Regions from separate parts of the Homo sapiens genome. Here region 2 is linked to region 1. Evidence: read pairs that join two places in POLR2A ChIA-PET (ENCODE). Cell type or tissue: OCI-LY7. All regions are shown on one strand. Each heading gives the region's core, and the rest is flanking DNA. Links, peaks and the distances in the headings are about the cores only. Region 1 overlaps LOC105371632 (a long non-coding RNA gene). Region 2 has its middle 10 kb from the start of FAM20B.

Region 1 (5,380 bases), core at 282-5,281:
GATTGATGTTTACTGCAGGGTTTTTACACTGAGCTATTTTGCATATGTGTGGGTGTGTGATGCACACACAGAGGACTGACGGAGAAAGCCCAAGCAGGTATGAGGTATTTGTTAGCTCTGCTCCATTTTCCTCTTAACATTCAGGAAACTCAAATAGGGACAAAGTAACTACAGGTCACCCACAGATCCAGTGATATGTATTCCTGACTGTATCCAGGCAACTGGGGCTCTACTTTTTTCTAAGAAGACATGTTAGTTCTCTGCCAACAATGTCAGATTTCTCTCACAGACAAAGCAGACCCAGGGGCACTGAGCCTCCCTTTTTACTTCCCCTTTTCCCCCAGGTGCGAGTATGATGTCCTGAAGACAGGAGGGGATGTGGGTTGCAGGGAGTCAAGGAATCAGGGAGGCAGCTTGCAGATCAGAGTGGGGCAGATGGCCTACATGAATTCTCATTCTGGAAGGGCTGGAAAAGAAACAGCCAGGTTGGCTGGGCATGGTGGCTCACACCTGTAATTCCAGCACTTTGGGAGGTAGAGGTGGGTAGATCACTTGAGGCCAGGAGTTCGAGACCAGCCTGGCCAACATGGTGAAACCCCATCTCTACTAAAAACACAAAAATTAGCCAGGCGTGATAGTGTGCACCTGTAATTCCAACTACTTGGGAGACTGAGACACAAGAATCGCTTGAACCCTGGAGGTGGAGGTGGAGGTTGCAGTGAGCCAAGATGGTGCCACTGTACTCCAGCCCGGGTGACTGAGTGAGACTCTGTCTCAACAACAGAAAAAGAAAGAAACAGCCAGGTGTCTATTTTTTCATAGTTTCAATTAATTTTTTGATTAGAAAAATATTTTATAAATATAGAAACTTAATTGGTATGTGGATGAAGCAATTCTCTTTATAAAAGGCTCAGAATAGCCAATTAACTCCATTTTCATGAAGTATATGTCGTGTTAACTTTTGAGTTGACAATTATCAAAAAGGTTTCATCAAGTGAAACTTGACATCAAGTTATGTGTCAAAAGTAGGCATAGAATTCTTGGCATACTGAAAAAGTATGGACAGGCAAGTGAAATGGAATTATGTGAAATATTACTTGGATTTTTCTAACATGTTACACAGCTATTCAGTAATTAAAATGTTTCTGAAAAATAAAAATATAAAAGCTGCACAAATATTTAGTAACAAAAGTTGAAAAGTACAAATTGTTTTTTAAAACGAAATAACTTCAGTGAAATTTTACTACACACCTATCAGAATGGTTAAAATTTAAAATAGTGACCATATCAATTGCTGATAAGGATGTAGAAAAACTGAATCTCTCATACATTGCTGGTGGGTATAGCCACTCTAGAGAACATTTTGGAAGTTTCTTATAAAACTAAACATGCAATTACCACAAAACCCAGCAATTTCACTCTTGGGTACTTATCCCAGAAACATAAAAACATATTTTATGTTCACACAAAACCCTATATACAAATGTCCACAGCAGCATTATTTATAATAGGCCCTGGAAACAACCCAGATGTCTCAGTGGGCAAATGGTTAAACAAACTGTGGTGCATCTAGACCTTGGACTACTACCCAGCAATAAAAAGGGAGCAAACCATGGATACACACAAAACTTGGATGGATTTCAAGTGAAAAAGCCAATCCCAAAGAATTACGTATGTTATGATTTTATTTATATAACGTTCTTGAAACCATAAAATTAGTGTGAGAGAGTATAGTTTAGTGATTGGCAGGGGTTAGGGCCAGGGGGTGGAGGATGGAAGGAGAGGGAAATAGATTATGTTACAAAAAGGCAACATAAGAGATGGTGATTGATATACAAACCTCCACATGTGATAAAATGGCATAGAATTAAATACACGTGCACGTGCACACACACACACACACACACACACACAGAGTAAATGTAAGACAGGAGGGAAATCTGATCAAGATCTATGGATTGTACCATCAATTTCCTAGTTGTAATATTGCACATACTAGAGTTTTGTAAGATGTTACCATTGGAAGGAAACTGTGGATAAAAGACACATTGTATCTCTCTGTATTATTTCTTACAACCCGATGTGAATCTATAATTACCTCTATTTAATTAAATTGTAAAAAGTTAAATGGAATCTAACTAATATTCTCATGATATAGTTGTTAACCCTGTACAGAAAAAGAACCCAAGTATGAAGCCAAAGAAAGAGCAGTGGTGAAGCCTGAAAAAAGCTCAAAGCGCGGGACAAAGGCAGAGCTGGAGCTGTTCCTGCACCTGTGGGTGTATGGGGAGCAGGGGAGAGAAGGTATCAGCACAGGTCATTTTTAGGGTGCCAGGGCAGGGTTGAGGAGGGAGTTCTTAGCAGTAGAAACCCACTGTGTGCTAACAGCAGTGAGGAGAGTCCTAGCAGCAAGGGTGGGAACAGATAGGCAGCTTCCAATGGGTGCCCAAGGTCCAAGCATGAGTTTTTTTTTAACTCTAGAAACCCAAACATACACTATTTGATAAAACTAAAATTACTTTAGCTGCTGGAAGCAAATCTGTGTTTTTTGTGATCGATTCAAACCACAGATAGAGCAGGGGATTGTCTTTCGGTAGGTGTGAATGGGGCTGTATTAGTCACCAGAGTTTCAAGTGTGCTTCTGTTTAGTTATCAAACTGCAATTCCATTGATACCCCGTCTTGAGTGTCTCCTCTGTGAGTAACATGAAAAGGACCTCTGGTTAAATAGAAAACTTGTCTTGAATTTGGAATTACAACATGCCCTTACTTATTCAGGACTCAATTAACTGAGCTTCAGGATAATCCAAGGTGAAGAAAAACAAGAGCTGACAAAGAAAAGAAATGGGTGAGTCAAGACAGGCACTGGGGTCTCTTCCCACAGACCTTGGGTGGGTTCAATGGAACCTTGAGGCCTGGGTTTAACTGGGCCTAACCCCACCCCAGGGATGTATGGGGGTTAAAGGGATTAATACTAACCTACTGACTGGTTGGAAGGGCCTGGGAGTCTGGGAAATTAGTGGGAAAAACAAAACAGAAGGTACTTAGAGTCCCAATCAAGACAGCAACTTTTAATACTGATTTCTTAATGGCAATTCACAGCCTTGACCTAACCAGTTCCTTAATCCTGCTCCAGTATACAAGCAAGTTCTACAGTGTTTGTTCCTTAATAGCTCTTTCTGATTATCTAGCATTTTGATTCATTTGCTGACCTTCAGATATTTATTGTTGTCCTGGTTGTTTAAAGGGCACTTTATTTAGGTATCTTAATTGGCCTCTTCCAGGTGTTTTCAGCTTAAACATTCAGGTCTATTTTTTGTCACTCCTCCTGGTGGCCCACCAGGGTAAGATAGATTTGGGGCAACTAAGGGGGAAAGGATAAGCTCTGGGGCCAGACAGATCTGCACTAGCCAGCTACATGACCTCAGAGTTCTTTAACTTCTCTGAACCCCAGTTTCCTATTCTGTAAGGCAAAGTGATTTAGGGTCAGGTTGCCTGATTTTTATTTATTTACTTATTTATTTAGAGACAGAGTCTCCCTCTGTCACCAGGCTGCAGTGCAGTGGCATGATCTCAGCTCACTGCAACCTCTGCCTCCCAGGTTCAAGCAATTCTCCTGCCTCAGCCTCCAGAGTAGCTGGGACTACAGGTGCGCGCCACCATGCCCAGCTAATTTTTTGTATTTTTAGTAGAAACGGGGTTTCACCATGCTGGCCAGGATGGTCTCAATTTCCTGACCTCGTGATCCACCTGTCTCGGCCTCCCAACGTACTGGATTACAGGTGTGAGCCACTACAGCCGTTCAGGCTGCCTGATTTTAATCCTAGCACCACTACCTATTGCTTGGATGTCCTTGGGTAAATTACCGAACTTCTCTAAACCTCAGTTTCTTCACCTGTAAAATGAAGGCGGCAGAGATAGCTAGTTTCCCTCATTCCTTGGTTAAAAAAAAAACCCTTCATTTTTAGTTGTACACATGGTCTCCTAAATAAAGGCCACATTTTTCAACCTTTCTGAAAAACAGAAAGACAACACCAAGGCAGAGTTGCTGACTGCCTGGCTTAGTGTTGAAGGCACGCCCCGACACTCACACGAAGCCCTTGGCAAAGACTGGGAGACTTACTGGCTCCAGTTGTTTAAGAAAAATCTCTGTTCATCATCAGCTGACCATTAAACTAACTGAGCAGGGACTTCAGTGGCCTCACCTGACAAAGAAAACAGAGTTCAGAAGAGTCAATAAACAAACGAACTAAAACAACAGCACCATCAAAACAAACCTGGGGAGGGTGGAGAATCTGATTTCCAGAGTTGCCACATTATATTATTTAAAATGTCTAGTTTGGGCCAGGCGTGATGGCTCATGCCTGTAATCCTAGCACTTTGGGAGGCAGAGGCTCACTGCAGCCTCTGTGTTTTGGGTTCAAGCAATTCTTGTGCCTCAGCTTCTGAGCAGATGGGATTATAAGCGCCCGCCACCGTGCCCAGCTAATTTTTGTATGTTTAGTAGAGACAGGGTTTCACCATGTTGGCCAGGCTGGTCTCACTCCTGACCTCAGGTGATCCTCCTGCCTTGGCCTCCCAAAGTGCTGGGGATTACAGGCATGAGCCACTGTGCCTGGCCCAGTTATTTTAAATATATTCAAATATATATTTGAAAACCATGTCTAAAAAAACTGAAGGAAACCATCTCTAAAGAACTTGGCCAGGTGCAATGGCTCACGCCTGTAATCCCAGCACTTTCAGAGGCTGAGGCGGGTGGATTACTTGAGGTCAGGAGTTCAAGACCAGCCTGGCCAACATGGTGAAACCCCGTCTCTACTAAAAATACAAAAATTGGCCAATCACGGTGGCTCGCACCTGTAATCCCAGTACTTTGGGAGGCTGAGGTGGGTGGATCACAAGGTCAGGAGTTCGAGACCAGCCTGGCCAATATGGTGAAACCCCATCTCTACTAAAAACACAAAAATTAGCTGGGCATGGTGGCAGGTGCCTGTAGTCCCAGCTACTCGGGAGGCTGAGGCAGAAGAATTGCTTGAACCCGGAGGTGAAGTTTTCAGTGAGCCGAGATCACACCATTGCACTCCAGCCTGGGCAACAAAGTAAGACTCCGCCTCAAAAAAAAAAAAAATATATATATATATATGTGTGTATATATATAAAAAATATATACAATATGATATAATATATACACATATATACATATATTATATATTGGCTAATTATATTATTAACATACTATATAAATATAATATATAAATAATTATATTAATATAATTTATATATTATATATATAGCCAGGTGCAGTGGTACATGCCTGTAGTCCCAGCTACTTGAGAGGCTGAGGCAGGAGAATCGCTTGAACCCAGGAGGTGGAGGTTGCA
Region 2 (5,380 bases), core at 84-5,083, 440 kb before region 1:
GCACATGTGACACAGAGGGAACTTGTCACAGATACAGCACAGTTCCACTCCAAGGGCTCCTGGAGAATCCATAAGCAACTGGAATTATCCTCTTTGATGATTCATCCAGATGTCAAGGGCAGAACACCCTCTGGCCTTCTTAGCTAGCTGCCTGCTAATCAGCAGCTTACTCAAGAAAAGGCAAAGTTCATTATCTTTCACACGTCTGCAGTTTTTCATTTTTCTCCTTTCTCCTCTTTTCCTATTTCTTATTTTGGCTCTGATATATGAAATAAAGCTATTTTTGGTTTCCCTTGTATTCAAGTAAATGGTGCCCTAATAATTAACCCTATGTCTTTGAATTATTCTTTGATACTATTATACACAGTCTTTCTGTGATCATTCTTGTAGCAAATTGGTGTGCTTATTCAGGACTGTGTTCCATGGCACTAACTTCTGGTGGATGCTGTGTGACTGTATTGCCCTATCTGACTCTAGCCCACAATGTGAAGGAAGGCAGCTTTCAGCATCACAGGTTATAAAATGCACCAAAGAATGACATAATGACACAGAAATAAATATAGAATGCTCAATGAAAAGCTAAGTACTGGAGAAACTTACAAGGAAAATGAAAATAATTCCAGCCCTGCAAATCTTACCTTCCTCCATACGCAAACACAGACTGGCAATTCACAAGTAAATGCAAGGTTTTCAATATCCAACAGTTTGTAGTCATGAAAAAAAAGTCAAAAGTAAAACACTCCGTACAGTGCCTTTCCTTGTCCTTTTTAAAGCTCAAAAGAGGCTCAAGCAACAACATTCTCCTTCTGAGTTGAAACCAACAGGAGCTGAGGCTGCCCTGGGACAGTGGCCCTTTTATGAACTGGGAGTGAAGACCGGGCTTATTCACAGGACTTGTGGGGCAGTTGGACCACACCCTTTCTGGGCTGCTTGCCAGTGTGTGGTTTGGGCTGGGCCTTGATGGGATTGCTGATCTCCAGAGGGCAACATGGGGTGTGCATTTGAACCAGCCTTCCTTCGGGGAAGCTTTAACGTCAACTATGAGATGTGGCTCTTGATAGATTTTCAATCCCCATTTCCTGAGCTGCTGCTGCATGCTGGGCCTGGGGACAATAAGGACACCTTGCTGGCCTGTGCAGGATCCCAGTCCAGTGGGAAGATTGACACATAGGCCCAGAATCACAGTAAAATTCTGCCATCATTTGTATAACAGACATCTACTGGTCAGCTCTTTTTGCCAGCTCCACGATTCCAAAAGAGGAAGGGTTTCGTAGAGGCTGTCTGGTTGGAAAGGGGTAGCTAGGGCACTAGATGGAAGCAGTTTTTTCATAGATTATACACTGCAGCCTATAAATATAGCAAAGTTTTCCAAAGGTGTTTTTATTCATGTACATATGATTGAGAAAATGTTTCTCAGTTTCCATGTCATTACATATATTGCCACATTCTAAAATTGTTTTTCATATTTGATTATTACTTGGGGTAGTAGGGGAGGCACTAATAGATGGTAAGAGGCAGATACATTCTCCCTAAACCACTCCTCAGGCTGCATTAGGTACAGAGGATGCCATCTAACACTGCCTGCGCAGCAAGCAGGGGCTTGCGATGCAGGTGGGGAGTCAGCAAGCAAATGCAAAATACAGTACAACTTAGCAAGTGCTGCTCATGCATCTGCTTAATGGCTCATTCTTTTAGTGTTTATTGAGTGCCTACTGCAGCCAGCCACAGTGCTGGGCCCTGAGGGTGCTCCTTCTCTGAACTCACAGGGCAGTGAGTCCTAGGGGTAGGGTTGCCTGATAAAACACAGGTGGTCCCATTAAATTTGAATTTCAAGAACAATTTTTTGGTATAAGTATGTCCTATGCAATGTTTTTATTTGTTAAGTCTCACAACCCTCCCAAGGAGAGACCATAAAGAATGCAGAATGCTCACAGCCGGGCACGGTGCCTCACACTTGTAATCCCAGCATTTTGGGAGGCCGAGGCAGGTGGATCACCTGAGTTCAGGAGTTTGAGACCATCCTGGCCAACATGGTGACAGCTGTCTCCACTAAAAGTACAAAAATTAGCCTAGCATGGTGGTGCACACCTGTAATCCCAGCTACTTGGAAGGCTGAGGCAGGAGGATCGCTTGAACCCAGGAGGCAGAGGTTGCAGTGAGCTGAGATTGCGCCACTGCACTCCAGCCTAAAAAAATTAACCTGGCACGGTGGCACGCACCTGTAGTCCCAGCTGCTTGGGAGGCTGAAGTGGGAGAATCGCTTGAACCTGGGAGGTGGAGGTTGCAATAAGCCGAGATCACACTACTGCACTCCAGCCTGGGTGACAGAGCAAGACCCTGTCTCAAAAAAAAAAAAAAAAAAAAAAAAAGAATGCAGAGTGCTCAGGACACGGAGGGTTAGGAGGAACTCCTCAGGTATCTGCTTACTTGGCATCCCCTCAGCAAGGCCGCCATGAGTGTCTTATCATTCTGCAGCCCTTCACCTTAATCATTCTGAAATTATACAGGATGATATAGCAAGGATTATCAGTCTTGCCCAGATGAATGTACTCCCCAAGAGCAGGGTCCTTAACTGTCCTAATTCCCAGCACATAGGTGGGGCATAACTACTTGTGGAATGAATGAATGTTCCTGGGGCAGATGAATGGAGGGCACTGTGGTCAGGAAAGGCTTCACAGAGAGGTGGATTGGAGTAGGGCCTAAAGAAAATGAGGGGTTTACTAGGTGGACAGAGGGGAGGGAAGGACACTCCAGGCAGAGGGATCAGTATGAACAGAGACATGGAGGAGTGGAAGAGCCGGTGGCCAGACTTTTTTTTTTTTTTTTTGAGACAGTGTCTTGCTCTGTCACCCAGGCTGGAGTGCAGTGGTGTAATCTTGGCTCACTGCAACTTCCACCTCCCAGGTTCAAGCAGTTCTCCTGCCTCAGCCTCCTGAGTAGCTGAGACTATAGGCATGTGCCACCATGGCCAGGTAATTTTTGTATTTTTAGCAGAGATGGGGTTTCACCATGTTGGCCAGGATGGTCTCGAACTCCTGACCTCAGGTGATCCACCCGCCTTGGCCTTCCAAAGTGCTGGGATTACAGGCATGAGCCACCGTGCCTAGCCCCAAGTGGCCAGGTTTTATAGGAGTGTTGAGGACGTGTCTGGGAAGGAGTAGGGATCAGGAAAAGCAGCAAGGGCCTGGCCAGGTTCTTGTGTGCCTGCCTAGGTAAGGAACCAAGGGGTTTTTAGGAGGAGGGGAATTGAAGAGGTGTGGGGTCAGAGCAGAGAGGGCATCACAGAAGCTATCCGCCTAGCAATGGTCTGGGCAAGAGAGCCTGAAGGTCTGAAGCAGGCAAGGATGAGATCATTTGCGGGTATTTAGGAGAAAGAATCAGTAGAACTTGGGTGTAGAAAGTTCTACAAGCCAAGGTAACAGATAGTGCCACATCTGGGGGAGAAAGGGTGACATTCCAGGAGGGCAGGGGCAAAGCCTTGGGAAAGAGAAAGGAGTTCTGAGCTAAGCAACCAGCATGTGCATATAGGCTGAGGTGCAATGGGCCATGACCCTGTGGGGGCATGGCGGGCACTGTATGATCAAGGGGGACCTTGAAGGCCCTGTTCCATAATTCCCTCTATGTGGATGAATAACAGCTCATGGCCCTGGCCCCACCAGCTGGGAGGAGCCATGGGTTATGGGTAAGAAGGATCTACTGGGTGATAAGTTCTCCTGTGTGCCCCAAAGGGACTCTTCATTGGCTTGATGTCAGAGAGCAAGTTCTTCCTTGGGGAGTTGGGGCAGCTCCAGCTATTTCTGAGTGGTGAGGTCCAAGGATTAAAAGGCAAAGACACAAGAATGGACAGTGAGCTAATGGCATTTCACAGGACCATGGTCATTCCAAAGCCACATGAACAGTAGGATAAGAAATTAAGCTCATGAATGTCTGCTCTCAACCAGGTCCTATCCTAGTCCTCAAAGGCCTCTGCCATCTGCTCTTCCTGCTTGAGCTTGGAGGAAGGATGGCCAGAGCCCATGACGGGGGGCAGAGTTTTGTTTTGGGTTGTGTGTTTGATGGTTTTTCTTTTCCTTTTTTTTTTTTTTTGCTTTTATTTGAAAAATGGTGGGGTGTTTTTTGGTTTTTGGTTTTTGTGTGTGTGTGTGAGACAGAGTCTCACCCTGTCACCCAGGCTGGAAGGCAGTGAAACGATCTTGGCTCACTGCAGCCTCCACCTCCCGAGTTCAAGCAATTCTCCTGCCTCAGCCTCCCAAGTAGCTGGGACTACAGGCAACCACCACCATGCCTGGCTAATTTTTGGATTTTTAGTAGAGATGGGGTTTCACAATGTTGGCCAGGTTGTTCTCGAATTCCTGACCTCAGGTGATCCGCCTGCCTCAGCCTCCCAAAGTGCTGGGATTACGGGCTTCAGCCACCATGTCCAGCCAGCTTTTACTTGAAAAATGTTTTATTTGCATAAAGTAAAATTAACTTTTTGGTGTACACTGCATGCATTTTTCACAGATATAGACTTTTGTAACTATCACCTCAGGCAAGATACAGAACAATTCTAACACCCCAAAGATTTCTCTCACTCTGCCCCTTTGTATTCAGACCTTCCCCCATTCCTAAACTCTGGCAACTACTGATCTGTGTTCTGTTCTTATATTTTTGTCTTTTTCAGAATGTCATAAAAATGGAATCATATAGCATGTAACCTTTTGAGATTGGGTTTTTACTCAGTGTAATGCATTTGAGATTCAGGCATGTTGTTGCATATATCAGTAGTCCATTCTTTTTTATTCTTTTTTTTTTTTTGATGGAGTCTCACTCTGTCACCCAGGCTGGAGTGCAGTGGTGTGATCTCGGCTCACTGCAAGCTCTGCCACCTGGGTTCATGCCATTCTCCCACCTCAGCCTCCCAAGTAGCTGGGACTACAGGCGCCCACCACCACGCCCAGCTAATTTTTTGTATTTTTAGTAGAGACGGGGTTTCACCATGTTAGCCAGGATGGTCTCGATCTCCTGAGCTGGTGATCCACCCACCTTGGCCTCCCAAAGTGCTGGGATTACAGGTGTGAGCCATCACGCCCAGCCCCAAATCCATTCTTTTTCTTTACTAAGTGGTATTTTATTGTATAGACCTAACAGTTTGAAAGACATTTGGGTTGTGGCCAGTTTTTGACAAGTATGAGCAATGCTGGCATAAATATTTATATACAGGCTTTTATGTCAAATTAGTTTTCCTTTCTCTAGGATAAATACCTAAAAGTGGATTGTTGGGTCAAATAGTAGGTGAAGTTTTAACTTTTTAAGAAAATGCCTATTTTCTAGAAAGGCTATACCATTTTTCATATGAGAGGGCAGAATTTTGCCAGTCTTCCTTTCACTTATTCCTTCT

The links. Peaks named below come from ENCODE experiments on the same cell type or tissue, not always from the same donor. Only the 100,000 strongest peaks of a DNase experiment are listed, where the experiment ranks them.
Region 2: POLR2A ChIA-PET joins it to region 1 with 5 read pairs; 2 of 35 experiments call an interaction of 5 or more read pairs at or near these places.

Annotation. Positions count from the first base shown.
Region 1 is chr1:178,570,760-178,576,139 of GRCh38, reverse strand. It overlaps LOC105371632 (a long non-coding RNA gene), which reads left to right. Exons shown (of 4, transcript XR_922315.3): 1 at 1-2,847. Among named protein-coding and RNA genes, the nearest start is that of C1orf220, 31 kb to the right of the region's middle. In OCI-LY7, for the core only: CTCF peaks have their summits at 3,105 and 3,305; DNase peaks (open chromatin) are centred at 359 and 3,339; H3K4me3 peaks cover 502 bases; H3K27ac peaks cover 3,933 bases.
Region 2 is chr1:179,012,783-179,018,162 of GRCh38, reverse strand. It overlaps a transcript of FAM20B not described here. Among named protein-coding and RNA genes, the nearest start is that of FAM20B, 10 kb to the left of the region's middle. RefSeq lists a cis regulatory region at 702-1,213. In OCI-LY7, for the core only: no CTCF peak of the experiment used is centred there; no DNase peak of the experiment used is centred there.